Regions from separate parts of the Homo sapiens genome. Here region 1 is linked to region 2. A link is an interaction called in ENCODE POLR2A ChIA-PET data of the cell type or tissue named here. Cell type or tissue: A673. All regions are shown on one strand. Links, peaks and the distances in the headings refer to the core of each region. The heading gives the core; the rest is flanking DNA. Region 1 overlaps AHCTF1 (AT-hook containing transcription factor 1). Region 2 has its middle 9.9 kb from the start of ZNF670-ZNF695.

The links. Peaks named below come from ENCODE experiments on the same cell type or tissue, not always from the same donor. Only the 100,000 strongest peaks of a DNase experiment are listed, where the experiment ranks them.
Region 1: POLR2A ChIA-PET joins it to region 2 with 18 read pairs; 3 of 35 experiments call an interaction of 5 or more read pairs at or near these places.

The regions. Positions count from the first base shown.
Region 1 is chr1:246,902,136-246,918,205 of GRCh38, reverse strand. It overlaps AHCTF1 (AT-hook containing transcription factor 1), which reads left to right. Exons shown (of 36, transcript NM_001323342.2): 3 at 1,811-2,064; 4 at 4,794-4,974; 5 at 10,448-10,655; 6 at 12,549-12,665; 7 at 14,173-14,257; 8 at 15,531-15,681. Among named protein-coding and RNA genes, the nearest start is that of AHCTF1, 22 kb to the left of the region's middle. In A673, for the core only: CTCF peaks have their summits at 10,335 and 10,534; DNase peaks (open chromatin) are centred at 8,285 and 10,515.
Region 2 is chr1:247,081,284-247,096,221 of GRCh38, reverse strand. No RefSeq gene overlaps it. Among named protein-coding and RNA genes, the nearest start is that of ZNF670-ZNF695, 9.9 kb to the right of the region's middle. In A673, for the core only: no CTCF peak of the experiment used is centred there; no DNase peak of the experiment used is centred there.

The DNA.
Region 1 (16,070 bases), core at 4,715-12,714, 180 kb after region 2:
AAGATAAATAATAATAAGTATATATTATAGTTTCTTTATGTGGAAGAAGAAAAAGCAGAACCTGAGTGATCTTAAATATGTAACATCTACAGTTACATATATAACATCTATAAGCTCTTAAACATGTTATCAGTGAACCTCTGATTGGGGGGGTTATAGTTAATTTTTCCTTATTAAAAATCTCATGTGTTTTGTATCTTAGTATTATCTATGTTTGGGAAGTAGAAGTAACATGCAACTAGTTTTTCCTTATAATTAGGAAGTTTTATTGGTGATGAGTTTGGATTAGAACCTGAACAGTGTCATGAGTAGAAAAGTCCAGGGCCCTAGATGTTATAAAATTTTCAGAAAATCTCGTTTTCTGATTTCATTTACCTGAATAAGATCTTAATGTGTAACTTAGATTGTGTAATACATCAGAGAACCATACTAAAGAAGGCTTTCTCTTATGGATCTTGTTCTAATGAAAGATATTGCAGAAGACTTTTCTGAATATAAGCTTCGTAGCCATCTTCCCAGCAGGCAGAGAGCAAAACATATGTATCAGTCATTTCTCTCTTGACAGCGCCATTCTCTTGAATGTTAAAAGGAACAACAGTACTTTCTATATGCCAGGCATTGTACGATGACTTCATTGGAGTGGTGTAAAACTTTTTTCTAAGTAGCCACTATTCTGTGTAACTGAGAATGAAATCATTTATTTGATCCCAGTTATACAGGTAAGTGGCAGAAAGGATCTTGGAACCTTGGCGTTCTCAGACCCCACTGTACCATGCTACTTTCTTAAACTGTGGCCTCCCTTAGCTATAAACTTACATATCCAACTAATGTACTTGGATGCTTGATGGACATCTCAAATTTAGAAGTTACCATTCATCTGGTTGCTCAAGCAGAAATTCGGAGTCTGTACTTGATTCTTGTTTTACTCACCTCCCTGTGTCTCATTCATCAGCAAGGAAATCCAATTAGTTCTCCCTCTAAGTTGAATCTCCAGTCAACCCACTTTTCTCTATTCGGTCACCTAGCAGGTGTCGTCTTCCACCCAGTGCGGCTACTCTGTGCTTCTCCTTGTCCATTCTTTGCTTAGCAGCTGGAGTAACATTTAAAAACATGCATAAATCAGATAGTTACTGACTTGATTTAAATCAGATAGTCACCTCTATGACTTTACATTGCAGGCAGGGTAAAATCCAAACATGACTAATAGGCGGAGAAGAGGTTCTGAGACTTCCTATCATTATGCTAGTTATGTCTTAATTTCTTAATTGGACTGTGAACTCTTTAGGGATAGAATAATATGTTCTATTTTATAACTGCCATAACTTCTAGTTTAAATCGTTTAAGCCTTAGTAGTTAAAGCATGAGTTTTGGAGTTAAACAGGCTTGGGATCTACTTCTGCCTGTGCTACTTTTTGACTTTGGGAAGGTTAAACAGTATTCAGGTTTAGCTGCCTTATCTCTACATTGAGGTGTGATAAGGAATAAATGAGATAACATTCAAGCACATACCATGGTGGTGGCTTTTACTGAATGACTATTATTATTATTATTTGAGATGAAGTCTTGCTCTGTCACGCAGGCTGGAGTGCAGTGGCATGATCTCGGCTTACTCCAAGCTCCACCTCCCAGGTTCACGCCACTGAATGACTATTATTATTGTAATGATAGTTGCTTGATTAAAAGATTTCAATGTGGAGATAATATGTAAAGTTTTATGTAATGAACATATAGTTGTATGTAAATGAGCTAACCGTTATTGCATGTTTTGTGTATATACAATATTAAAATAGGCAATTTTTTTTTCTTCTAGGGAAAAATGGACTTGCTTGCTTGGCTTGTGGTCCACAACTTGAGGTAGTAAACTCTATAACAGGAGAGCGATTGTCTGCTTACAGATTCAGTGGAGTCAATGAACAGCCTCCTGTAGTTTTAGCTGTGAAAGAATTCTCTTGGCAGAAGAGAACTGGATTATTAATAGGATTGGAAGAAACAGAAGGGAGTGTTCTCTGTCTTTATGACCTTGGAATATCAAAAGTAGTTAAAGCAGTTGTTCTTCCTGGAAGGGTAGGTACTGTTTAAGATACCTGGACATTTCTCTTTCAAAACTGAACCCCTGCTGGTTATATAGGTGTGTTACTTTTTGAAATTTCACTGACCCGCAACATTTACAATTTGTATACTTTTATGTAAATGTGTTACTCTTAGGTAAAGTGTTTAGAATAAAAATGAGGTTAAAGATGATATGTTATTCAAGGAACTTAACATTTAAAATGTAACTTTCTTATTGGTTAAAACGTTCCAGAGTAAAAATAGCAATGACATGTAATGTTCTGATACTCTTTTTTTGTGAAAAGTATCATCTAAATCTTGTTCTTATCTCCAGTTGTGTTCTATGAGGACACTCGAAGTTTATAAAAATGTATTCATTACTATTCAATTTTTAAAATGTTTTTACCTTTTAAATTTGCGACAATAGTCTTGGATTGGAGCATTATGGAAAATATATGTTAGATTCCCAGGATGAATAAATTGAACTTGGTCTGTGCTTTTAGAGAGCTTATAGTCTAGTGGGAGAAGACAAATGAATAAGACTAGCATAAATATAGTGAATACTTTAATAAATTTAAGCACTTGGAACATGTAGAATGGGTAATTTCTAGTCAAAAGAGTTGGACATTTTAGATAAAGAGACTAGCATGGAAAAATAGTAGTACAGGGAGCATTTGGGAAACTAGACTTGATTTAGAATGGCTGAGGGAGGGATGAGGGGAAGGAAGAATAGGGGGCCAGAAACGTTAGGTTTTAGATTGTGAATGGCCTTATTTGTAATGAGGGGCTCCTTTGAAATCAACGGTGAAGTAATTTTTTTTTTTGTTTTTGAGACAGAGTCGCTCTGTCAGCAGGCTGGAGTGCAGTGGCACGATCTCAGCTCACTGCAACCTCTGTGTCCCGGGTTCAACCGATTCTCCTGCCTTAGCCTCCTGAGTAGCTGGGACTACAGGCGTGCACCACCACGCCCAGCTAATTTTTGTATTTTTAGTAGAGATGGGGTTTCACCCTGTTGGCCAGGCTGCTCTCGATCTCTTGACCTCGTGATCCACCTGCCTTAGCCTCCCAAAGTGCTGGGATTACAGGCATGAGCCACCACGCCCGGCCAGTGGTGAAGTAATTTTAAGTAGAACTCTCATGTAAAAGGCTTGCTTGGATTGGGTCAGCGAGGATATTGTGAGAATAGAAACAAGTAGACTATTGCCATTCAGGTAAATAATGATGAGGAGCTGAACCAAGGAAATGACAGTAGAAATGGAGAAGATGGGGCAGATTCAGAACACATACAGAAGGAAACATGGACACTCATTGATCATTTGGATGAGGAATTGAGAAGAAACAAGGTTCCTGAACTGGTTGCTCAGTTGAATGCATGGTTGGTGTATGGAAGAGAGAATATAGAATAAGGAAAAGATGGGGGAGTAGCGATAGACACTTTCAAAAGTTCAACCTACTAGCTGTTTTTTGGGTAGGGTGCAGTATACACTCATTATGTTTATTTTTGTCTTCTAAAATTAAGGTAATAGTATTAATCACTTCATATAGTATTTTTATGAGGAATGTAAACTTAGATTCGCTACTCCTCACTGAGGAATTGAATATGCTTTAGTATTTATAGACATTATTACAGTAATTAGAAAAGAAAAAGTGATGAAGTTACAGCTTTCAGAATTAGAAACACTGAGTAATGTTTTGTATACTGATATAGAGAAAGAGCCAGGCTTTTGTCTGTAGTAAGTTACAGCCTGAAACAACTTTTAGTCTTTTTAACACATGAATCATTGATATCAGATATTTTCTTTTCTTGCCAGAACATTCATCAGTACAGGTTGAGAATCCCCTGTCCAAAATGCCTGGGACTAGAAGTGTTTTAGATTTTGGACTTTTGGATTTGGATGTTCAACCTGTATTAGCGTAGAAATCACCAAACATTTTATCATATATCATACCTAATTAATTTTTATGAATTAATAGGAAACTGAAGGAAAGACAAGTATAAAATATGGATGACTAGTTATAGACATTTAAAATTTGACTCATGAGATGAAGGGGAAAAATATGACTCCATAAAATAGCTAAAGTATACTTTTCTTTAAATAATAGCAATTCTTGTTAAGTGTCAGTGATCCAGTGACTGCCAGAGCTTTATATGAAGTCCAATAGAAAGAAGGTTAGACCTCTTCAGTCTTTAAGGTATAAAGAGGACTTAAAATATCTTTTTTGTTGTTTTTTAAAGAGTAAACAGTAAATTTTTCTGGAATGATTAGTTTTTACTCTTAGGAGAAGAGGCCATAGAATCCTAGAGTAGCTGTTTAAGAGCTTTAAAATGAGAACAATTTAGGTTTGCGTTTTATGCGTAATGATTTTATGGCTTGAATAACTAGACTGACTTTCTAAGCCTCAGGTTATTTCATCTTTAAAGAGAAGTACTCACACATAGTCTACTATCAAAGCATTGTCATGAACATTGAATGAGCCAGGTAACACAATGCCTGGCGTATCAGTAAGCTCTCAGTCAACATCAATTGTTAGTCCAACTGCGTGATTTTTCTATGTATTGAGTAATGGTGTAATTCCTAGTATAGCTGAAGATTTCATTATTCAGATCACAAGTATCAAATGCAAATTTACTCTATAGTCTTAAATCTATTATAACTGATAACCTGCTTTAACTTAAATTTATTGTGTTAATTATATTTTCTTACTTTGCAGAAGAAAAGCAAATCACGTATTATGTTTTCTAGGTAACAGCTATTGAACCTATAATTAATCATGGAGGAGCCAGTGCAAGCACTCAGCATTTACATCCAAGTCTGCGATGGCTTTTTGGAGTGGCAGCTGTGGTCACTGATGTTGGACAGATCCTTCTTGTTGACCTATGTTTGGATGACTTGTCATGCAATCAAAATGAAGTTGAAGCATCAGGTAATCAGTTCTTTACTTGAAACCAAAAATGGAGCACCTGGATATTCTGATGCAATATTTTTTAAAGTAGCCAAATTTTTTTATAGCAGCTGGAGTAAAATAAAAGATATCTTCCTATCTATAAAAAAAAAAAAGGTATTTTAAAATCTTTTTTATTGTCTGGACCTGAGCACAGTGGATACTTCTTGCATAAGATACTGTTTTGTTGATCAGGTGTTCATATGTTCTCAAGTAGGCCTTGAGAAAGGTAGTGATAATTGATTTTATTTGTTTTCATTTACATACCTGAATAAGATCTATTCTTAAGTAAATGCTGGAATAAGGGCTAAATATAAGAAATCTTGAGCCTTATCAGCCAATATGAAATTACCCAGCAATGTAGGATCTAACATAGTGTTCTTGGCATATTGTTTATGTTTGTGTGGTAACACCAAGATAGAAATAAAATATTAGGAAATAACAGTAACTAAAAGTCTTTCTCACAAAATAACATCCTAAAATAGAAGTAATTCTATTCAGATTCAAAGAAAATGAAATACTTTTTCTCCTTTAAATGCTTGTATTTATAAAATTACTTTTTTCCAAGTGCTTTCAGTTTTTGAAAATTGTGAGTCTCTGGTTTATGAAGAAAGGAAGAGCTAACCTTAAAATGTGTTTTTTACTCTTAATTTTTAGAAAAGGAGTATTTGACCCGAAAAAATTTTGACTTTGGCTTTGTGAGGACGTTCTTGGTTTTGTTTTTTTTTTTTGGAGACGGCGTCTCGCTCTGTTGCCAGGCTGGAGTGCAGTGGCGTAATCCCTGCTCACTGCAACCTCCGCCTCCCGTGTTCAAGCAATTCTCCTGCCTCAGCCTCCTGAGTAGCTGAGATTACAGGCACACGCCACCATGCCTGGCTAATTTTTGTATTTTTTTTTTTTTAGTAGAGATGGGGTTTCACCATATTGGCCAGGATGGTCTCGATCTCTTGACCTTGTGATCCGCCCGCCTTGGCCTCCCAAGTGCTGGGATTACAGGTGTGAGCCACCACACCCGGCACATTCTTGATTTTTAAAGCAAGCCTAGAATATCAGTGTAGCTCTTTTCATTTATGGAGCAGCTCAGAAATAGATACAAACTATCAACATTTTATGTAGTTTATAATGAACATAACTAATAAAAATTGTCAGTGTATAAAAAAACCGATTAAAACTGCCAGTGGTGGAAGCGGGAGGGGAGGCTGCAGTGAACCGAGATCACGCCACTGCACTCCAGCCTGGGCGACAGAGCAAGAATCCATCTCAAAGAAAACAAAAACAAAAAAACTGCAAGTGATAAAAACTATACTTAACAAGAAATGGAAGAGCCAAAATCATCTGAACAAAACTTAAATATGCAAAATCAGACCTGAAAAAATTTGATTTGGCAGAAATAATGGTCATACATGCACTTTAAAATATCTTAATAGAAGAGCTGGGCGCCGTGGCTCATGCCTGGAATCCCAGCACTTTGGGAGGCCAAGGCGGGTGGATCACTTGAGGTCGGGAGTTTGAGACCAGCCTGACCAACATGGAGAAACCCCGTCTCTACTAAAAAATATAAAATTAGCCAGGTGTGGTGGCGCATGCCTCTAATCCCAGCTACTCAGGAGGCTGAGGCAGGAGAATCACTTGAACCTGGGAGGTGGAGGCTGCAGTGAGCCGAGATTGCGCCATTGCATTCCAGCCTGGGCAACAAGAGTGAAACTCCATCTCAAAAAAAAAAAAAAAAAAAAAGAATCTTCATAGATAGACACTATACCTTAAAATTTGGTATGTATACAAACCTGATTGATTAATAAAATTTTTATGTGAAGTTTAAATGAAAAGAATTGATGAGCAAAAGCAATAACTAAAAATGAATTTATAGATTATCAGAAATAGTTTGACTGCTTTTTATGGAACATTAATCAAAGAAGTAGGCTTGATAGGCTTTTGTTTCATAGTGTATTTTGTGGTTATAGGTGTAAGGCTAATTAAAATGCTTATATTCGTAATTAAAACTCCCTTCAAGTCAATATGGTGGCGTTAAAACATCCTTCATTTCAGAGGTCAGTAATCAGTAGGTGCACAAGGATAATTTTATAACGAAAGTCTCTGGATTGTGATCAGAACCATTTCTCAATTTTGAGAATTGGAAGCAGTTGGACTTTATAGCACAAAAAATTAAGCTTTAGGGTTTAATGCAAAATAAATTTTATTGATTACAAAAGTAATTTATGATTACAACTGTTTAGGCTTCACTGAAATACACCAAGGTAGGAAATGAAGTTCCAAACATACAGCATAAATATTGTTCTGCAGCTTCCCCAGACTTAACCGGTTTCTTATACATCTTTCCACATCAGAACACATAGGGCTTACCCATTTCTTTTGAGTAAATTTGTAGTATCCCATTGTGTGAACTGTTTGTTGTGGCAAAATCTAATCTCTTCTCTGAAAAAGACATCAGAAGCAGAAGTGATTTGGGGGTGGGGGCCCTGTTCTAGGACAGTGTGATATGATTTTTCCCCCTTTATAACAATGAGAGAATCTGCTCTTGCACAGTGGTTATATTAATATATGAGTCTGAGTTTTTAAATTTTTTTATTGAAGATTTCAGACATCTTCAGATAGTTAGAAGAATACAAGAGTTCCCATAAACCCATCACCCAAATTCAAGTTAATTTTCAACATTTGCTATATGTGTGTCTGTTTAGTTCATTCCCCTTTCCTCCTTTCCCTCTTTTCTTCTGTGTTAGTTTAAAGCAAATAGGGATATTTTATTACATAATCATAATGCCAATAACACTTCTTTGGTATAGTGTGTTATCTAGACTATAATCAAATTGATGTGATTATCCAAAGCATCTTTTTACATTTGGATTGTTTGGATTGGAATTCAAATACAGTCTGCACATTAATTGCATTTGACAGTTAAGTCTCAAGTCTCCTTGAACGTACAGCAATCCTCTTTCTGTCCTCTCTGTTTTTATTTTTAGTGCCATTGACTTGCTGAAGTTATCTGATAGAATGTTCCACATTTTGGAATTAACTGTGCTTTCATGTGGTATCATTTTCGATTTTCTGCAAATTAAATTAGCTCTGGTTATAGATGAAGGTTTAGTATTTTGGCAAGGTAGTTTGGAAGTGCTGAGTACTTCATATTGTATCACATCAGGAGACACATAGTGTCTAGTAGTTTCAATTAGTGATCAGTGGATTCACATGGTGACAGCATGATCCTTCCTTTTTAAAGTCTGTCATCAACTTTAAACTAGTGGTTCTCAGCAGGGGGTGAATTTTGTCCTCCAGGAGATGTTTGGCAATGTTAGAAGACATTTTTGATTGTTACTGCTGGTGCTACTTGCTACTAGTAGTTAGAGACTAATGATGTGGCTTAGCGTCCTACAGTGTACAGGATAGCCCTCTGCAGGGTAGTTCCCCCTTATCTGCGAGGGATACATTCCAAGAACCCCAGTGGATGCCGAAACCACAGCTAGTACTGAACCCTGCACACATTATGATTTTTCCTTATTAAATCAAGAACTTTGACCTCTTCATTTAAAGGAAGCACTTTACAGCTTCTCTTTGGCATATCTGAATTGCCAGCATGACCACTCTTGTGCTTTGAGGCTGTTAAGTCAAATAAGGGTTACTTGAACACAAGCACTGCAATACTGCGACAGTTGATCTGAGAACCAAGATGGCTACTAAGGGTGGCTTATACAGTGTGGATACACTGGACAAAGGTATGATTTATGTCCCTTTGATGGTAGCAGATTTCATCATACCACTCAGAGCAGCATGCAAATTTTTTTTTTTTTTTTTTTTTTTTTTTTTGAGAGGCTGGAGTGCAGTGGCGCAATCTCGGCTCACTGCAACCTCTGCCTCCTGGGTTCAGGTGATTCTTCTGCCTCAGCCTCCCAAGTAGCTGGGACTACAGTTGCACACCACCATGTGCGGCCAATTTTTTTTTTTTTTTTTTTTAGTAGAGCCGAGGTTTCACCATATTGGTCAGGCTGGTCTTGAACTCCTGACTTCATGATCTGCCTGCCTCAGCCTCCCAAAGTGCTGGGATTACAGGCATGAGCCACCTCACCTGGCTGAATTTTATATATATATAAATAGATAGATAGATAGATAGATAGATAGATATAGATATATATAGATATAGAATTATCTGTTTAATATTTTTGGACTTTGGTTTACTACAGGTAACGGAAATTGGAGAGTGAAACTGTAAATAATGAGAGGGAATACTGTAATGCCAAAATTATAAAACCTTACTTTGAGCTAATTGTTTCATTCATTAAGATTCTTTTTTTTTTTTTTCTTTTGAGACGGAGTCTTGCTCTGTCACCCAGGCTGGGGTGCAGTGGCTCAATCTTGGCTCACGGCAAGCTCTGCCTCCCGGATTCACACCATTCTCCTCCTGCCTCAGCCTCCCCAGCAGCTGGGACTACAGGCGCACGCCGCCATGCCCGGCTAATTTTTTTTTTTTTTTTTTTTTTAGTAGAGACTGGGTTTCACCGTGTTAGCCAGGATGGTCTCAATCTCCTGACCTTGTGATCCGCCCACCTTGGCCTTCCAAAGTGCTGAGATTACAGGCGTGAGCCACCGTGCCCGGCCTAAGATTCTTGGATAAGTCCCTTATTTCATTAAGGGCTGCAAAATGATGATTTTTATGTTCTGTCAATGTAAAGAATAATTTTCTCATTAATTAGGGCTTTCTGGTCACTCTGAAACACAATGTCTACAGAACAGGCAGGATAAATGTTTAGTGTTTCTTAAGTACTAATTTTCAGAGTAAGCAGGTGATACCTAGTTACTCCAATTGTTCAATATAAGGTCTTTTGTAGGTGGGGAGGGTAGGCTTCCCCCTTGCCCCACCCCTCTTTTTTTTTTTTTTTTGTATCCCTGTGAATTTTTCAGGTTTGGCATATTTAATGTGTTTCATTAATTTTATTGTTTTTGATGCCCAAAATGTCCTGTCATTGGTAATGAGAGCCCCTTCATGTTGTCTGATACATTCCCTTTCATCTGTGATAGCTTCCTAGATTATTGGCATAAGATGTACCAGGCTCATTTTATGTATTTTCTTCCCCCTGACCCGGAATCAGCCATTGCTCCAAGGAAGGTATTTAGGTAGTAGTTCTAAATTTCAATAAAGAAATAAATCAGTTTTATTTATGGTTGTTAACCCTAAAAAAATTCTATCTTAGATAATATTTGAGATGTACTGAGAGAATTTTTAAATATTATATAATTGAATGTGTTTTTTAAATTGTGGCATTTAAATAGATAAGGATGGCAATTTTCTAGTTTAACATACTTTTTTGTTATCACTAATCTTTTAATTTCAATTAACTTCATTTAACTCAGTTGACTTCATTTGCAGCTTGAATAATGGATGACATATTTGCTTTTAATGCTGTTTCTAGTTTTTTAACTTCATTTGTCTAATTTGTGGTTTTAGATCTTGAAGTTCTAACTGGTATCCCAGCTGAAGTACCACACATTAGAGAAAGTGTAATGAGACAAGGGCGCCATCTGTGTTTCCAGTTAGTAAGTCCAACAGGAACAGCTGTTTCAACTCTTAGTTACATAAGCAGGACAAATCAGCTTGCTGTAGGTTTTTCTGATGGCTATCTAGCACTTTGGAACATGAAAAGCATGAAAAGAGAGTAAGTATAACTTTTTTCCCTTATTTGATTATAGGTAGTTTTTTTGCATATAGCTTGTACTCATTTACTAATATTTGAAAGTTAGCATAGTGAGAAAAGGGTGGGTAGATTAATGATTGAATGAATGATTGAGATGACTAATTTTTCATGGCATTAAATCAATGTGAATACCATAAAGGAGTGACTTAGCACATGAATTTAGCTTTATTTTTTTTCAGTGTTTATTTAAAAGGCATTACAGTCATGTGTTTAACATGCTAGTAAAGCATGACTTTGTAACTTTACAACGTTTTGGTCAACAACAGTCCTTATGTAAGAAAGGGGTCTCATAAAATTTTACTGTATTTTGATTGTACCTTTTTAATGTTTAAGATACCATTGTGTTATAGTTGCCTGCAGTATTCCATACAGTAACATGCTGTACAGGTTAGTAGACTAAGAGCAACAGGCTATACCATCTAGCCTAGGTATATAGTAGGCTATCTCATCTAGGTTTGTGTTACTAGACTGTATGATGTTTGCACAATGACTGAATCCCTGACGAGCATTTCTCAGAACAGATCCCCTTTTGTTAAGTGACACATGGCTGTGTTTGTATAATATGAGTTCTTTCAGAAGTACCTTCCTAATCATCATCTGTGTAAAGTAACAGCTTAATAAAGAATTCTCAGTTGAGAGGGAAAAAAAAGGATTTTTAAAAATCAAAGTTACAAAATACTTGTGTTTTAAATTTTTTCTGCTGTCAAAAAGTCCCCAAAATATAATTATATTGATACTTTGTAGCTAAGTTAATTTGTGTTAAGCGTTAAATAGATGCCTATTTGGCCCTTAAGTTGTCAATTTATTTGTTTCTCCATTTTTCCTGAGGCATACTGGTATATTTTATTGAGTAATTTATCTTATAGGAAGTGTATCTCAACTCTCTTTGCTGTTATCCTTTTATCAGCTCTTTTTTTTCTATTTTTTTGGGGGGTGGGGTCTCACTCTGTTGCCCAGGCTGGAGTGCAGTGGCACGATCTTGGCTCACTGCAACCTCCACTTCCCAAGTTCAAGTGATTCTCCTGCCTCAGCCTCCCAAGTAGCTGGGATTACATGTGTGCACCACTGAACCCAGCTAGTTTTTGTATTTTTTTTTTTTAGAGACGGATTTTCACCTTGTTGGTCAGACTGGTCTCGAACTCCTGACCTTGTGATCCACCTGCCTCAGTCTCCCAAAGTGCTGGGATTACAGGTGTGAGCTACCACGCCCGGCTGCCAGTTTGTCAGCTCGTCTTTGAATTTGCTCCTAAAGAAATACCTGCAGTACCTGGCTTCTACAGCAGTGCTTTCTCTAACACTATCATCTCTTGGTCAATTTTTGCTTTTTTAGCAGTTTATGGGAACTCTTCAGTTTCTAACTCATCTTCTGTTGTAGTAGTGGGGAAACTGATGCTAAACCCAAACAGCTGAAAAGTCTCGTGGCAGTATCTCGTCTCTTTGTAGGGCATCTTTTATGGTTGAGCAGTATGTAGGAGTGTACATCAAATATGACTCTTAGGACCAGTTTACACAGACATGAATGCATCCACTTGAGTAATTCTAACACTCCCCAGTTCTACCTCTTGGGCATTGAATATGACTCTTAGGACCAGTTACACGCACACATAAATGCATCCGCTTGACTGCATCTGAGTCTTCCCAGTTCTGTCTCTGGGGGATGGGTGCCATGACCATAGTCTTGATGTCTTGTGCCGTGTGTATTTTTGCAGATAAGATGACTTGGCCATGGCCCACAGATCACTTATTCTGGGGAAGTGTAGGAACAGTGGTTGCCTAACCCAAGTTCTTACATGATGTACCTTTTTCCTTTCTAAAAAATAACTTAAAAATATGAAATATACTAATTTGTTTCAGATATTACATACAATTGGAAAGTGGACAAGTTCCTGTATATGCTGTCACTTTTCAAGAACCTGAGAATGATCCTCGGAATTGCTGTTACTTGTGGGCTGTTCAGTCTACACAAGATAGGTAGGTCTCATACAAACTTTGTTTTGTTTTGTTTTGTTTTTTTGGAGACAGAGTCTCGCTCTGTTGTCCAGGCTGGAGTGCAGTGGCGTGATTTCGGCTCACTGCAACCTCCGCCTCCCGGATTCATGCCATTCTCTCGCTCAGCCTCCCGAGTAGCTGGGACTACAGGTGCCTGTCACCATGCCTGGCTAATTTTTATATTTTCAGTAGAGACGGGGTTTCACCATGTTGGCCAGGCTGGTCTTGAACTCCTGACCTCATGATCTGCCCGCCTCAGCCTCCCAAAGTGCTGGGATTACAGGTGTGAGTCACCACGACTGGCCTGATACATACAATCTTTAAAAATTAGTCAAAAATAGAACAGGTAGTCTATGTAGTTATGTAGTCTTTTTTAGTGAAGGCAACACAATTCTTTCAGTGAATTAGTGAGTAGTAGTTGAAATTATTTTAAAAGTTAAATGGTTGTTTCTACATGCTTGAATAATTCTGAGTTATCAGAAGAAATTGTGCGGACTTACTTGAATGTTTTTCACAGATTGAGAGCCTTGGAACCTTCTAAGTACCCTGCTCTCTTGTTCTCAATCTCAGTACCCTGCTCTCTTATTCTTCAAATATACTTGGAGATTGAGAACAAGAGAGCTGGGTGGGTACTCAGCAAAGGACTAAGGAGTGAATAGTGTGGTATGAGGAATATTAGGAAGGTGTGGTGTGTTAGAAGCCAAGTAAAAGAAATAAGAACTAGTAATAGGAATTATTAAAAGGGATCAACTAGTAGTAAAATTCAGATTCAGATGATGTGGCTCTGGAATCTATGCTCTTAACACTTACTGCATGCTTCGTGCTTGAGTTCACTACAGGGTTGATTTAGTATCTTCACTTTGTGTCTTGATAGGCCTCTCATGGTCGAGGGCAACATCCATATTTTAAAAAAATTTTTTCCCCACCCTTCCCCCAACTGCCCGTTCTCCTTCCCATACTCCCCATTGTCCTTTGAACCTCTACATTTTAAGTAAAAATAGCAAGATGGAGGAAGAGACCAGGATGAAGGCATAAAGGATATTTTGTTTATTAAGGAAGGTTCTGTGAGGTTACTATGGGATAATTCTGTTTACATCCTGGCCACAACTTTACCACAGGGTACTGCACTTAGCTGCAAAGGAAGCTGGGAGATGTTATAGAACTTTAGGCAACCATGTGTTTAAGTAGAGTATAACCATTGAGGAAGGAATATTTGAGAAAGAATATTGAGTAATCAGTCTTTGCTACATAAGATATCTCCTACAGTATGCAAACAGCATCGATTTAGTTGATTAGAATCAATAATAAATATCAATTATTATTTCAAAGGACTACATTTTTATAAAAATTACCGAAAACTAAATTTTTCACAGTGATTTTAGTTTTGTCACATGCACTCAACATTGCAAGCAAACTAAACTTACTTGGACAGTAAGAGATGTTTAATGTATTAATATATTTAGCGTGTCTTCGTTAATTTCTGTTTCAGTGAAGGGGATGTTTTGAGTTTGCATCTGCTGCAGCTGGCCTTTGGTAATAGAAAGTGTTTGGCATCAGGACAAATCTTATATGAGGTAAATGGTCATTGGACTATGGGTTTATATTACCATTTTGTTGTTTTCTATTTTAAATATGTTGTCTTTGTTTTAAGATATTGAAAAGTGATTCTTTTTTTTTTTTTTTTTGAGACAGAGTCTCGCTCTGTCGCCCAGGCTGGAGTGCAGTGGTGCAATCTTGGCTCACTGCAACCTCCGCCACCCGGATTCAAGCAATTCTCTGCCTCAGCCTCTGGAGTAGCTGGGATTACAGGTGCCCGCCACCACGCCTGGCTAATTTTTTTGTATATTTAGCAGAGACGGAGGGGGGGGGGTCTCACCATCTTGGCCAGGCTGGTCTTGAACTCCTGACCTCGTGATCCACCCACCTCGAACTCCCAAAGTGCTGGGATTACAGGTGTGAGCCACCGCACCTGGCTGTGAAAAGCGATTCTTATATTGAAGTTAATATTGTATTCATAATGTAGTAGAAGTAATTTAAATTAGAGATCTGTTTTACCTATTTACCCAGGTAGCATTCTTAACTTCTCAGATACCGTTTTCCTCTACAATGAGGGGACTGGACTAGATTCAAGCTTGTGGCTTAATTGGTACCCAGGAAAAATAATTCCACTTTGTTGCTCTAACATATCAAGCATTAAGCCATAGGGTGATTTTTATAAGAGGACATACGCGTCTGGGCTTTTAGATGGCTGCCTATTTATCTGGCTGAATTCCTGAGGAGATCGGAGGGGTGCTGCTAATAGCTGTATTTTGTTCACCCTCACATACCTGTCTCTAGAACCGACTTTTCTGAACCTAATGTTGGAGGCGTATAGAAACGGGTTTCAGGGAATCAGTAAAGGCCCTGAATTATGTGTTGCATTTTTATGGGCGAAGTCTCATAGCCTTTTGTCAGATTCTTAAAGGTATCAATAAGCTAAAAGTCTAAGAACTATTCTAGAGCAAGAATTTCTGTGAGAACACAGGTATAGTATTGCTGGTCTGAGATATATGCATATATAATTTTGATGGTTATTCCAGTTTACATACCAACCAGTAGTGCATGAGGGCTTCTGTGTTAAATAACTTTAGAAGACTTGTTGGTAATTATTTTTGAGAGACTAAATCTCACTTTTTATTTGTTTTAAAGTATGTAAAATTTTAGAGCCTTTTTCCATGATTGGTTCTCTTCAGTCTAAATTGTTTTCTTTGTATTGTGTGAACAATCTTTAAATTTGGAGAATATTTAATTTTAGAGTGACTTTTTGCCTAGAATCAGATTAATATTTGCGTGTATTTTATGTTACAGGGGTTAGAATACTGTGAAGAAAGATACACCCTGGACCTGACAGGTGGCATGTTCCCTTTGAGGGGACAGACGAGTAATACCAAATTGTTGGGATGCCAGAGTATAGAGAAATTTCGATCTCATGGTGACAGGGAGGAAGGCGTGAATGAAGGTTAGTTAAAGTACTTGAAATATGTCATGTGAAGGCTGGATTTAAAATTTATGACAGGTGTTATTTTCTAGATTTCATACTCCTGGCAGTTCAGAAAATTGGAATAGTAATTAACGGAATTTATTCAGTTCTATATGAGATACTAGATATTTCTTGCTCTCCAGATTGCTATGTATAACTAAACAATAAAATAGATTAGGGTAATGAAGGACCCTTTTATTTTAATCTAGTTCTCAAAACAGGCGATCCCTAGTCTGAACTAGTGTGAGTAGTCTTTGAATGAAGTTTACCCGTGTATTTTTTGAGCCATGTATGGCATACATGCCTTGGTTGTCTTGAATGTTTTCTCTGTCTTCTTTAGTGTCATCGCTTTTTCCTGGCAGTTTTTT
Region 2 (14,938 bases), core at 5,439-13,438:
AAAACCCAAGGTGGGCTGCTTTCTGGGGTCACTCAGTTGTAGTGCAAGTGAAGCACCTGCAGTCAAGGCTCCATCCATCTGCTCTGGATACTTTCCTGATCTTGTGGTAGCAGTTCATATCGAATCCTAGACTTCTGTTGTCTTTTGTTTCCTATTTGTAAGTAGTAAATTCACTTCATGGGTTTTATGTGTGAATGTGTTTGATCTCGTTCTCAGAAAAGTCGGTAGTCATTGCACAGTGAACCCGCTTCATAATTGGTGAAAACACCTATGGCCCCCTTGTGCCACAGCAAAGAGGTTAATTCAGCCAGACATAAACTTAATGTTCTTAAAACTCTGTAGCACAATTATTACCATGTGGGAGGCCTTTAACAATGGTGATGCTGATTTGAAGAACTCTGAAGGAAGAAATTTACACAAATGGGTTGGGTACGTGGGAGTCCCTCCTAGCTGAAAGCAACCCTTACTCCCCTCCGCCTAAAAAGAGTGGATAAAAACTGAAACGGGTTTAAAATTTCACCTAATTGGAAATACAAAGTTTACTAAAATAATATTTAAAATAAAAGGTTAAATGAGTGCTCATTGAATTTTATGCCTCCACAAAATAGGTTGGGAATTAACTTCAACATTTGTTGAAAGGCACCAAAATTGAGAAGCCTCCGTGTCTGAAATTCACATGTGGCTCAAAGAATATACCTAGGGATACCCCGAAGTTTAAATGTGGTATCCCCTAGGATATTATGACGAATTACTGTACATAAGACAGGTGGTCTTCCTTTAACTCTGAAAACCATATTATGTTGCCTAAATTCTCCATAATGCACCGCTCTGCAATATCCTATAGTGGACATGGGTTTCCTGACCAATGAGTACTAAAATTGTGTGCGACCCACCTATGTTCTCGTCAAAATGGAAACCCCTGAATCCCACCAGTTAGAAAAATATGACAGAATGTCAGATTTTTGGAATATATAAGTTCTTCAGAAGGTTATTAGGTATTGATTCCATTTTATTAATAGATATAAATATATTTAGATTACCTATTTTTCCTGTGTTTTAGTATTAATAGATTGTGTCTTTTATTCATCCAGTTGGTCTAAGTTACCAAGTTTGTGGGTTATGGAGATTGTAATATTCTTTATTCTTTTATCATCCATGGGATCTCTAATATAAAGGTCTCTTTTAATTCTTATATTATTAGGTTCGTGCAAAAATAATTGTGGTTTTGGACCATGAATTTTAAATTTTTATAACTAGGCTGCAACACATCTTTATTAATCAAAATAGAAACCATTACAATGGGCTGGGCGCAGTGGCTCATGCCTGTAATCCCAGCACTTTGGGAGGCTGAGGTGGGCGGATCACGAGGTCAGGAGTTTGAGACCAGCCTGACCAACATGGTGAAACCCCGTCTCTACTAAAAATACAAAAATTAGCCGGGTGTGGTGGCGTGTGCCTGTAATCCCAGCTACTCAAGAGGCTGAGGCAGGAGAATCACTTGAACCGAGGAGGCAGAGGTTGCAGTGAGCCGAGATCGCACCATTGCACTCTGGCCTGGGTGACAGAGTGAGACTCTGTCTTAAAACAAAGAAGAACCATTACAACCAACACACTTTTGCCAATGAGAAATAAGCTTGTTTATTCCATGCTTCAGGATTCGATGAACTCTTTGGAAAGCATTTTCTGCATCATGCTGGTTGTGGAAATATTTTCCCTGCAAAAAGTTGTCAAGATGCTTAAAGAAGTGGTAGTTGGTTGGCGAGAGATCAGATGAATATGGCAGATGAGGCAAAACTTTGTAGCCCAGTTTATTCAACTTTTGAAGCCTTGGTTGTATGACACGTGGTCAGGTGTTGTGGAGAATTGGCCCTTCCTGTTGACCAATGCTGGCTACAGGTGCTGCAGTTTTTGGTGCGTCTCATCAATAGCTGGGCGTACTTCTCAGATGTAATGATTTCACCAGGATTCAGAAAGCTGCAGTGGATCAGAAGACCATCAGCTGACCACCAAACACTGACCATGACTTTTTTTGGTGCAAGTTTGACTTTGGGAAGTGGTTTGGAGCTTCTCAGTCCAGCCACTGAGCTGGCTGTTGTATAAAATCCACTTTTCGTGGCATGTCACAATCTGATCAAGAAATGGTTCATTGTCGTTTCATAGAATAAGAGAAGACGACACTTCAAAAGGATGATTTTTTAAATTTTTGGTCAGCTCATGAGGCACCCACTTATCAAGCTTTTTCACCTTTCCAATTGGCTTCAAATGCCAGATGACCATAGAATGGCCGACGTTCAGTTCTTCACCAACTTCTCGTGTAGCTGTAAGAGGATCGGCTTCAATGGTTGCTCTCAATTGGTCGTTGTCAACTTCCGGTGACTGCCCACTATGTTCCTCATCTTCAAGCCTCTCGCCTCCTTTGCAAAACTTTTTTTTTTTTTTTTTTTTTGAGACGGAGTCTCGCTCTGTCACCCAGTCTGGACTGCAGTTGCGTGATCTCGGCTCACTGCAACCTCCGCCTCCCAGGTTCAAGCGATTCTCCTGCCTCAGCCTCCCGAGCAGCTGGGACTACAGGCATATACCACCACACCTGGCTAATTGTGTATTTTTAGTAGAGACGGGGTTTCACCATATTGGCCATGCTGGTCTCGAACTCCTGACCTTGTGATCCGCCCGCCTCAGCCTCCCAAAGTGCTGGGATTACAGGCGTGAGCCACCGCACCCGGCCTCTGCAAAACTTCTTGAACCACCATTGCACTGTACATTCATTAGCAGTTCCTGGCAAAATGCGTTGTTGATGTGAGTTGTCTCCGCTGCTTTACGACCCATTTTGAACTTGAATAAGAAAGTCGCTTGAATTTGCTTTTTGTCTAACATCTTTTCCATAGTCTAAAATAAGTAATAAGTCATTACAAAAAAAAAAAAGCAAGAAATGCCCATTAAAATGATGTATAACATAACCACATTTACTTAAGAGGGTATGCCGGTATCAAACAGCAAATTCCAAGAATGCAAAAACTGCAATTACTTTTGTACTCACCTTATAGTAATTTGTGTGATTTCTTTTTTTCTTTTTATTAGCCTTGCTTGATAGTTATCAATTTTGTTGATCTTTATGAAGAAACAGCTATTGTTCTATTGAGTTCTTCTGTTGATTTTCTATTTTCAGTGCCATTGACTTGTCATCTTGTTGTTTTTATTTCTTTCGACTGAATTTGTTCTTTTTTCTTTAGTGACCTAAAGTAGAAAATTACATCATTGGGTGTATAATTTTATTTGTTTGTAATGTATGCATTCAACGTTGTAAATTTCTAAGCAATACTTTCACTGCATTCCAGAAGTTTTGATATTATATATTTTTATTTTCAGACTGGACACATGGTTCATGCTTATAATCCCACCACTTTGGGAGTCCTAGGCAGAAGGATTGCTTGGTGCTTGGAGCCAAGTGTTACAGCCTAGCCCGGGCAAAATAGAGACACTGTCTCTACAAAAAATTTTAAAAATTAGCCAGACGTAGTGGTACGCACTTACACTCCTAGCTACTCATGAGGAGGCTGAGGCAGGAGGATTGCTTGAGCCTAAGAATTTAAGGCTGCAGTGAGATATGATCATGCCACTGCACTTCAGCCTGGGTGATAGAGCGAAACCCTATCTTTTACATGTGTATGTGTGCGTGTGTGCTTTGTGTTGTGTGTATGTGTATATTTTTTCATTTTTAATATATTTAAAGCACCATAAAAGTGGAAAGGAACAATTGTTCTCTGAATTGACAGTGTGAGTTTTAATTCACAGTTGTAATAGCAAAAGATTAGAAATAATTCAAGTACCTATTTAGAAAATATTGGATAAATGGCCTCATCATACACACTTAAAAATGAGGGGCAGCATTTATTGATATGAAAAGATTTGCAGGATTTGTCAATTGAAAATAACATATATTGCAATGTTTACACCATTTTACCTTTCTACAGCTGTTATGGTCATCTGCAGAGGCAGGTGGCCCCCAGCCACAAGTCCATAATTGAGGTCTTTGGGGAGAGCAGGGCAGGACTCTCAAACAGGCGAAAAGTGGCCTGAGAGCGTAAGAAAAGGAGAATAGCTTAGGTTTTTGTTATGGTTTGGGGCCAGGGTGAGAGTTTGTATATGCATGTACTGAAGAAGAGCCTTGTGTAGTAGTTTGCTTTTTCTGCTGGCACCAAAAGAGGAGGCACCCAGGCTTGCTTATCACCTTGAGTAGAGGTGGGGCATAGTGGCCGGACACAGTGGCTCATGCCTGTAATTCCAACACTTTGGGAGGCCGAGGAGGGCGGATCACAAGTTCAGGAGTTCAAGACCAGCCTGGCCAACATAGTGAAACCCCCGTCTCTACTAAAAATACAAAAATTAGCCAGGTGTGGTGGCAGGAGCCTATAGTCCCAGCTACTCGGGAGGCTGAGGCAGGGGAATTGCTTGAACCCAGGAGGCAGAGGTTGCAGTGAGCCCAGACCACACCATTGCACCCCAGCCTGGGTGACAGCACTCTGTGAGTCTCTGTCTAAAAAAAAAAATACAAATATTAGCTGGGCATGGTGGCGTGTGCCTGTAATCCCAGCTACTCGGGAGGCTGAGGCAGGAGAATTGCTTGAACCAGGACCCAGGAGGCAGAGGTTGCAGTGAGCCGAGATCACACCACTGCACTCCAGCCTGGGCTACAGAGCGAGACTCTCTCTCTCTCTCTCTCTCTCTCTCTCTCTCTCTCTCTCTCTCTCTCTCTCTCTCTCTCTCTATATATATATATATATATATATATATATATATGTATGTATATATGCCGGGCGCGGTGGCTCATGCCTGTAATCCCAGCACTTTGGGAGGCCGAGGCGGGCAGATCACCTGAGGTCAGGAGTTCGAGACCAGCCTGACCAACATGGAGAAACCCCAAAGTCTCTACTAAAAATACAAAATTAGCCAGGTGTGGTGGCGCATGCCTATAATCCCAGCTACTCGGGACGGTGAGGCAGGAGACGCTCTTGAACCCGGGAGGCGGAGGTTGCAGTGAGCCGAGATTGCACCATTGCACTCCAGCCTGGGCATGCCAAGAGCGAAACTCCATCTCAAACAAAAACAAACAAACAAAAAATATACACACACATACACACTTGAAGTGTTATCCAATCAGAACAGAGATTAAATGAGGACCTCATTTAAATCTGAATGGGGGTCCTTGTCACACCTGCCATTTTTTCACCTTTGCAGCTGGGCTTCTCTCTTCCCTGCTGGACTCTGCTATTTCCCACAAGGTGTTCAGAGAGTCTGCCCTGAATCCTACCACAAGGAGATGAGAAGCACAGAGTGACAGCAGCAGGAGAACATAAAGACACAGGTAACAGTTGTCCTCCTCCTGCAGAGTCCGGAGCAGTGTGCACCTACCGCTGGTGCCCTAGCTAAGCCTGGGGGCAACATGCCCGAGGATAGTCTGGGAGTGCTGCAGTCACGGTCCCCACAATAGGCACCCAGCCTGTGCCCTTGCACTCTGCATGACCGTGGCCATTGTCACCTCAGAGGTCCCTGGGTACAGAGCAATGCATCCTACCAGAGCCGCGTGTGAGGAAGGACCACGTGAGTCCCGGGGAATGGCTGAAGCCGTCCAGGAGGAGGTGGCCAGGACCGAGACTGATGCCTGTGTGGAGAAATCTGTGGGTGTGAGTGGCACTGTAGCGTCAGTGCCCGGGTTCTGCTGCTCCCCCTTCTCAAAGATCAGGGCCCAAGCAGGGGCTCGGGTGTGGCCCAAGCCACCACCCATGTGTGAGGCCATCATGGGGACCTGAACACGGTGTCTGCAGACCCCACCCATCCATCGGCCCCAATTCCTGGCCAGCTTCTGCCAAAGTGAGAGGCTGGAATTTGGAAGATGGCTGTAAGCTGAAGCCTGTCCCCTGTCCCCCAGTGGCTGACATACAGCGGTGACACTCTGATGCTACCTTGCCCTCACCTAGCTCGCTCGTACCTGGGATTCGAAGGGGTCTGCCCCAGGTTGCATGCCCACTGCCAATCAGAGGTGAGCACGTCGATGCCTCCTGGATGTGGGCGACTGGTGGTCAAGGCCTGGCAGTACGTGGAGGGCCTTCTCGGAGGGGCCATGGGGTCAGGGAATGGGATGGGACACTAACTCCACCCTGCACAGAAGCCGCAGCCCCCAGCCAAGCAGGCCCAAGGATTCCAGGTGCTGTCCACCCCACATGCGCACTGCCAGGCTCCAGGTGGCCTGGCGGAGAGGGATGGCCTGGTGGGCAGCTGAGAAGCCAAAATAAAGGGGGCGTGCACTGCCTGCCATCTGCAGTCTGGCAGCCACGAGCAGGGAGGCTGTTGCCTGTTGAGCCAGGGGGATTGGGGAAGGGCAGGCAGCCCAGTCGGCCTGATTTACCAGTGAACGAGCTGGGGGTGGAGCCGCTCCTGGCTGAGGGCTGGGGCTGGGGCAGTCTGTTTGGACCTCCTGGGCTCCAGGCTGCCAGCTGCCTCCCCAGGGTCTGAATGTCCTACTGTGACCTGTTTCCTCACCTGGCCCAGAGGACAGATAGGGAAGGCTTGCTTTGAGGATTAGGCAGGGTAATCCCAGTAAGCTCTCATTACCTTGCCCATCCTCCAGGTCTTTTTGATTTCTTTTTTCTCTTCTTTGTTATGAAACTTTGGAGAATTGTCCTCCAGCACGTCTTCAGCTGGGGAGGTGGAAAGGCTGGACCTTGCCCTTGACTTCCGGGCCCCTTCTGGGTGCCCCCTCCTCTTAGGCTTTTTAAAAGCATATACTTAGCACCATACTATGTACCTGAGAGAGCCGCAGAGAACCTCCTGCGTGTCCAAACCAGAACACTTTGTTCCCTGACCCCAGGCCCTCATCACACCCCCAAAGCCCAAATACTTTCAGGCGGCCAGCTTCAGACAAGAGTCTCAACTTGATGCTTGTTTTCTGGGGTCTACACAGGCCCTTATGATGGAGCTACCTCCGTTCCACCCTGTGCCTCCCCCAGTCCATTAGGGGCCTCAACTCTAGTGATCCCTCACTGGGAGCAAGGTTCCCCAGGCAGGGAACGCAGCCCTCCCCAGGATGCTGGCCTGGCCATGTCCTGATGGACATCAGTCCTGGAGCAAGAGGTCCAAGGCAGGGAGTTTCACCCCCCATTTCACCGGGTGTGGTGACCTTTCTGGGTTCCTAGCCTTCAAGATGGGATTTTTACACTGTGCCACAGTGGGGGAAACTGAGGCACAGGGCCAGTGAGTGGTAAAGAAACAAAATCTCTGTGACTAGGAAGCGTGTCCCTCGCCCAGCGCAGCCGCTCCAAGATAGCATCCTTTGGGATGCACCGCTGAGCTGTTCTTGGCACGTGGCATGCACTGTGGTGGAGGTCAGCAGCTTGTGGAGTTGGGGTTGGGGGTGCTGGCAGAAGCAGGTAATTTGGGACCCACCATGGGGAGGAAGGGGACATTGCCCCTTTCCCCACACCTTGGGCACAGCAGGAATTTTCTTCTCTGATGTGTGTGGGCACCAATGCCTATGTGGATGTGGATGTGTCCTCCCCTTTTGTTGACGAAGAAACTTCCTGCAGCCGTTGGGGTGGGTATGGGCACCACATGTGCCTGGCAGCAGGGTGGGGCCTGTGGAGGCTCGGCTAGTCTGTGTCCCACTGCCTCCTCCCCAGGGGAGGCAGACCCTGTGCCCTTAGTGCCCTCATACCCCATCCCTCACATTCTTCAGTTGGCATCCCCCTGCCTGATTCTCCCAACTCAGCCCCTGCCAGGTTTCTCCAGGCCCTGCGGGCCCTGGGATGGGATCAAAGGAGACAGCAACTGTGCTCCCTGCCTCTGCCTGACGTCAGGGATCCCTGGCTGCTATGGCATCTGGTGGGCAGGGTAGGTGGGGAGGTCAGGGGTCAGCTTCTCCATTCCCCAGCCTGCATCGGCTAAGCCGCCAAGTGTAACTGGCCTGGAGGCTGATCTGTGCCCTCCACAGTCCCTTGATGCATTATATTGAAGCCAATCCTTGTGTGAATGACATGACCCGTTGTTATTGCCCAGATCAAACCAGAACCAAAGGACTGTTGCACTTGGGCCCAGAGCCTTGGGCTGAAGCTGCCATGACCACCCTGTTCTCTTCCTTCTGGAGTCCCCAGGACGCTCCCAGGACTGAATGATCCCCACAAAACACAGTGGCCAGGATGGGAGGGGTGGAGGTCAACTCCCCCCCGCTCCTGCCACCACAACCAAGAGGCCATCATGGAGGTTGGCCCTGAGCTGTGGGTTCCTGTGGGATGCAGGCTCCCACGGATACTTCAGGGGATGAGCCTGGGTCCTCCCCTCCTGGCTGACAGGAGCCTGGTGGGCAGTGGGTATGTGGGGCCCGTGTAGGGGGGTTGGGCAGCACTGGGCCTGGCCAGGGAGCCAGGGACTGGTGTGGCCAAAGTGGGCAGCAATATGTTGCCAGAACCAAAACTACAGTGCAACCAGCCCAGCTGGTAGGGAGGAGGAGGCTTGCCTAGCAGGACCATCCACCCCTGTCCTGGCCCCAAGTCCAGCCTGCCTGCCTGTCCTGGCCATTGCCTTGTCTGGGAGGCCTGGGCATGATGGTCAGGTGGTGTGTCCCTGGGTTCCAGGCCTTGGTGGTCCCTTGGGAGCTGAGCATCCTCTGGGCAGGGGGAGGGCCCAGGGTCCACTGTTTGCATCTGCCCCTGGGGCTGTGCCTCCACTCCAGCTTCTCAGCCCTCATGGGGATGTGGCCAGGGCTCCTCACCTGCTCTGTGGCTCCAGCTCTGATCAGCTCACTTGGCGACTCTGACAGCTTCCTCCCCAAAGCTGGGGTCCTCATCTGTGAGAATGGGGTGTCCCAGGCCCCCTGCAGGCAGGAACCCACCCCCAGCTACTCTGGTGGGCCCTCCTGGGGCTTTCTTACCTACTGGCTTGTGAGACCCAGTTGGCCAAACTTGGTGTCCTATTTTTATTTTGGCCTTTTTCTTAGTGTGTGTTTTCTGTAACTACTGCTGTGTGGAACTTCTATATGAGTTTTAGGTAGAGAATCTTGTCCACCCAGAGATCCCCCACCCCAGAGAGCCTCCACTTCAGCCCCCGCTGGGCTGGTCCTGCCTGTGCTCTGCTTGGTGTGAATGTTGAGTGTGATGGATCCACACTGCTGCTTGACCCTGCATCTCCTTCCTTCTTGTTGCTGAGGCCAGTTCTGTTCTCTCTTTCTCCACCTGAACTGCGCTTGAAGCCAAGATGAAGGATGAGAAGTGGTTGCTTAGAAGGACCCGTCCTGCAGTGAATCTGCTGTGAGGAGGCTGCGCTGGCCCAGCCTGTCGTTTCCTTCTTTTTTTTTTTTTTTTTTGAGATGGAGTTTTGCTCTCGTTGCCCAGGCTAGAGTGTAGTGGTGCAATCTCAGCTCGTTGCAACCTCTGCTTTCCAGTTTCAAGAGATTCTCCTGCCTCAGCCTCCGGAGTAGCTGGGATTACAGGCAGCCGCCACCATGCCCAGCTAATTTTTTTTGTATTTTTAGTAGAGATGGGGTTTCACCATGTTGGTCAGGCTGGTCTCAAACTGCTGACCTCGTGATCCACCCGCCTCGGCCTCCCAAAGTGCTGGGATTACAGGCGTGAGCCACCGCACCCAGCATGTCATTTCCTTCTCTAAGCTCGTTCCAGAGGTCGGCAAGGGGCAGCCTGTCCCTGCCTGATCTTGTGGTCCATGAATCAAGAATGGATTTCACATTTCCAAATGGTTGAACAAATAAAAAAATAATACTTTATGGCACTGAGAAGTTTCCATGTCCCTAAGTAGAGTGTTATGGGGCTGCCGTCATGCCCACCTCTTCACAGGCTGTCTCAGAGGGCTGCTGTCGAGCAGCCATGGCAGAGTTGCATCCTCGAGGCAAGGATCAGTTGGCAAAGCTGAAAATACTGACTCCTGGCTCTTTAGGGAAACAGTTTCCAGTGCCTGGTTAAAGGGCTGTGTGGCAGGACCCCAGGATCTTGGTCAGATTGTTCCTCACTCAGGGCCTGCTGTGGCCTTCGCTGCTATGTCTGCAAAGTCTGGGTGCTATGGTGACTCTCATGGGGGCGTTGAGCTCTGTCATGCTAGATTTCAGGGTGTCTGCCTCATGGTCATCTGTCTCACCAACAGAGACCCTGTGGCCAGATTCAAACTAGCAGGAACAGTTGGTCTTTGGCAGCAGGGATACCTTAGAGCTGAGCTGCCACTCACCCAGAGGTGGTCCCATGCCACCCACTGTCTGGGTCAAGGTTGGGGCAGGGCTGGTGTCCTGAACTGCATTCTGATGGGGCCCCAGTGGCTGCTGGTGCTGAATGCCTTGCAAGAGAACGCTGAGGCCAACAGCCGCTGGCAGCGGCTCACCCAGGTTATGTGTACTGTGCCCTTCTGTGTGCGAGTGACAGGTGAGTGCCTGCAGGGGTCACCTGTGTGGCCCCTGTGTGGCCCTCCTGTGTGGAGGGGGCCAGAGGTTAAATTTCCCTGAGCAGCTGTGTGGTCCAGGAGCAGCCAAGGGGTCTCTGGAGGTGTGGCTGCCACAACCCTACCCTGAAGGTCTTGCTTGTCATTGGTAGAGAGGAGAGGACCCCCAGGAGGTGCTGCCTGAGGGGCTCCATTCCCGCTTGTGAGGGGCGCCTAGGGTCCTCCTGGGGCGAGTCAGAGCCTGAGCCCTTGGGGTGAAAGTCCCTTCCCCCAGCTGAGAAGCAGCAGGCACCGGGGCGTGGGCTGCCTCAGGGCCCCCGCCCACTCACACCCTCTCCTGCATTACAGGTGCTCCCTCCTCAGGAGGTGAGGAAGATGGGAGGATGAGTCTAAGACACAGGTGAGACCAGATTCCAGGCACATAGGCTGGCCGGGGGTGAGGCCTGCTTCCCACACAAGCCCTGCGCTCAACAGGCAGGTGAGGGACTGAGGCCTGGGGCATGACCTCCTTGGGGTCAAATCCAGGGTTGGGTCACCTCGGGATGAAAGAGGGGCTGGGCCATCAAAATGGCTCTGGGTCCCTGGCCCTGGGGTCTGTGTGCCAGGCTGGAGGTGGGAGGGAGACACTCATGCTGCAGATGAGGAGAGTGAGGCACAGGGCTCTTTGGATTCCAGGAGCTGTGACAAGGCCAGGGCTTTGGTATTGAATGTGGGTGAGAGGGGCAATCGCAGGTGTGAGTACAACAGGGCGGGACGGGTCAGGTGGTTGCCCATCAATGATAGACTGAATAAAGAAAAATATGGTACATATACACGATGGAATACTACGCAGCCATAAAAAGGAACGAGATCATGTCCTTTGCAGGGACGTGGATAAAGCTGGAAGCCATTATCCTCAGCAAACTAACGCAGGAACAGAAAACCAAATGCTGCATGATCTCACTTATAAATTGGGGCTGAATGATGAAAACACATGGATATAGGGAGGGGAACAGCACACACTGGGGGCTGTCAGGAGGTGGGATTCAGGGAAGGAGAGCATTAGGGAAAAGAGCTAATGCATGCTGGGCTTAATACCTAGGTGATGAGTTGACAGGTGCAGCAAATCACCATGGCACACATTTACCCATGTGACAAACCTACACATCCTGCACATGTATCCTGGAACTTAAAAATTTTTAAAGTGTCTGTTCATGTCCTTTGCCAACTTTTTAATAGGGTTGTTTGTTTTTTTCTTGTAAATTTGCTTAAATTCCTTATTTACATTTGCTAAAATTCTTTATTCCTTAGATCTTTGTCAGATGCATAGTTTGCAAAAATTTTCTCCCATTCTGTAGGTTGTCTGTTAATAGTTTCTTTCACTGTGCAGAAGCTCTTTAGTTTAATTAGATACCATTTGTCGATATTTGCTTCTGTTGCAATTGCTTTTGGCATCTTTATCGTGAAATCTTAGCCCGTGCCTATGTCCTGAATGGTATTGCCTAGGTTGTCTTCCAGGATTTTTATAGTTTTGGTTTTTACATTTAAGTCTTTAATCTACCTTGAGTTAATTTTTGTATATGGTGTAAGGAAGGGGTCCGGTTTCAATTTTCTGCATATGGCTAGACAGCTATTCCAGGTGTTTGTTTGTCTGTTTGTTTTGAGATGAAAGTCTTGCTCTGTTGCCCAGGCTGGAGTGCAGTGGCACAATCTTGGCTCACCACAACCTCTGCCTCCCAGGTTCAAGCAATTCCCCTGCCTCAGCCTCCCAAGTAGCTGGGATTACATGTGCCTGCCACCATGCCTGGCTAATTTTTGTATTTTTGGTAGAGATGGGGGTTTCACCATGTTGGCCAGGCTGGTCTTGAGCTCCTTACCTCAAGCTATCTGCCCACCTCGGCCTCCCAAAGTGTGGGATTACAGGCGTGAGCCATCGCACCCAGCCCATTGCTGATTTTTGTCAGGTTTGTGGAAGATCAGATAGTTGTAGGCATGTGATCTTATTTCTGGGCCTTCTATTTGTTCCATTTGTCTATGTGTCTGTTCTTGTACTAGTACCATGCTGTTTTGGTTACTGTAGCCCTGTCGTATAGTTTGAAGTCAGGTTCCACGAGGCCTCTAGCTTTGCTCTTTTTGCTTAGGATTGTCTTGGCTATTTGGGCTCTTTTTTTGGTTCCATATAAATTTTAATACCAAGTCCTGGCAGAGACACAACAAAAAAAAGAAAATTTGAAGCCAATATCCTTGATGAACATCCATGCAAAAATCTTCAACAAAATACTGGCAAACTGAATATAGCAGCACATCAAAAATCTTATTCACCACGATCAAATAGGCTTCATCGCTAGCATGCAAGTTTGTTTCAACATATACAAGTCAATTAATGTGATTCATTGCATAAACAGAACTACAGAAAAAAACCACATCATCATCTCAATAGATGCAGAAAAGGCTTTTGATAAAACTCAACATCGCTTCATGCTAAGAACTCTCAATAAATTAGGTATTGAAGGAACATACCTCAAAATAATAAGAGCCATATATGACAAACCCACAGAAAACATCATACTGAATGAACAAAAGTTGGAAGCATTCCCCTTTAAAATTGGCACAAGACAAGGACGCTCTCTCTCACCACTCCTATTTAACATAGATATTGGAAGTTCTGGTCAGGGCAATCAGGCAAGTGAGAGAAATAAAGGGCATTCAAATAGGAAGAGAAGAAGTCATATGATCCCTGTTTGCAGATAACATGATCCAGTATCTAGAAAACCCCATGGTCTCAGCCCAAAAGCTTCTTAAGCTGATAAGCAACTTCAGCAAAGTCTCAGGATACAAAATCAATGGCAAAAATGTCTAGCATTTCTATACATCAACAACAGTCAAACAGAGCAAAATCATAAATGAACTCCCATTCACAATTGCCACAAAAAGAATAAAACACCTAGGAATACAGCTTACTAGGGAGGTGAAAGATCTGCACAAGGAGAACTACAAACCCCTGCTAAAGAAACCAGAGATGACACAAACAAATGGAAAAACATTCCATGCTCATGGATAAGAAGAATCAATATCATTAAAATGGCCACACTGCCCAAAGCAATTTTTGGATGCAATGCTATTCCCATTAAACTAACACTGATATTCTTCACAGAACTGTCTCTGTCCTGATTTTTTAATTTTTCTTTTTTCTTACTATAGGTTTACTTTGCCTGTAATCATACAAAAGATATTATGTCCAGCTGTCTCACTCAGCACATTCATGAGGCTCATCTAGGGCATGCTCTTCAGTTGTTTTTGTTCCTTTGTATCTCTGAGTAGTATTCTGTTGTAATGTTAGACTTGGAACCAACCCAAATGCCCATCAATGATAGAGTGGATAAAGAAAATGTGGTACATATGCACGAAGGAATACTATGCAACCATAAAAAAGATGAGTTCGTGTCCTTTGCAGGGACATGGATGAAGCTGGAAACCATCATTCTCAGCAAACTAACACAAGAACAGAAAACCAAGAACCACATGTTCTCACTCATAGGTGGGAGTTGAACAGTGAGAACACATGGATGCAGGGAGGGGAACATTACACACCAGAGCCTGTTGGGGGATGGGGGCTAGGGGAGGGATAGCATCAGGAGAAATAAATACCTAATGTAGATGATGGGTTGATGGGTGCAGCAAACCACCATGGCACGTGTATACCTATGTAACAAAACTGCATGTTCTGCACATGTACCCCAGAACTTAAAGTATAATTAAAAAATGCAAGAAAAAAAAAGGAAGCGTTTCTTTTATATATTGGTGATCACACATATACCACATCCATGTAGATTTCCCATTGCCATAAAGCAAATGGAAAAACACATAAGCTGACGGCAGACATTTCAAAAGTGATTGCGCCCGTAAGGGAGATCCGAATTACAACTTATGTTACAGTTATAGAACTTACATTTAAAATGTTTTTCAATACAATGAGGGAAACAGAAAAAATATAATAGTGTGCAAAGAACAAGAAACTCTCCGCTTGACAAGCCATATTTGGAAAAGAGCTAAATATGAAGTAAATAATTGAAAATGTAATTAATATGCTTAATATACAACATATGGGTTAAATGTTAAGTTATTCTGAGCTGATGAGAACATTACTTAACTGGTATATTGAGCAAAATAAAAATAGTAGAAGGAGAAAAAATATAAAATACAAATATAATTAAACATAGAAGTGAAATGAGAGAGAATAAAACAAATCTAATTGTTTTTCTAGACTATATTAAAATAATTCAAGTAAGTACTCAAAGAGTCGGTGATTTATAAGTTTTTAAAATTGAACATCAGACATAAATCCTTGAATTCAGAAATGCAATGTGTCAAAAAAAATTACTTAAATAATAGTCAAGGTGCATAACACCAAAGAGAAGGAAAACACTAAAAATCAGAGAAAAAAAGAGATAATTTACGAAGATGAGAGCAAAATTTCCACAGCTTGAGTAGAGCCAAAAATAATGAAATAAATATTAATGGACCTGGC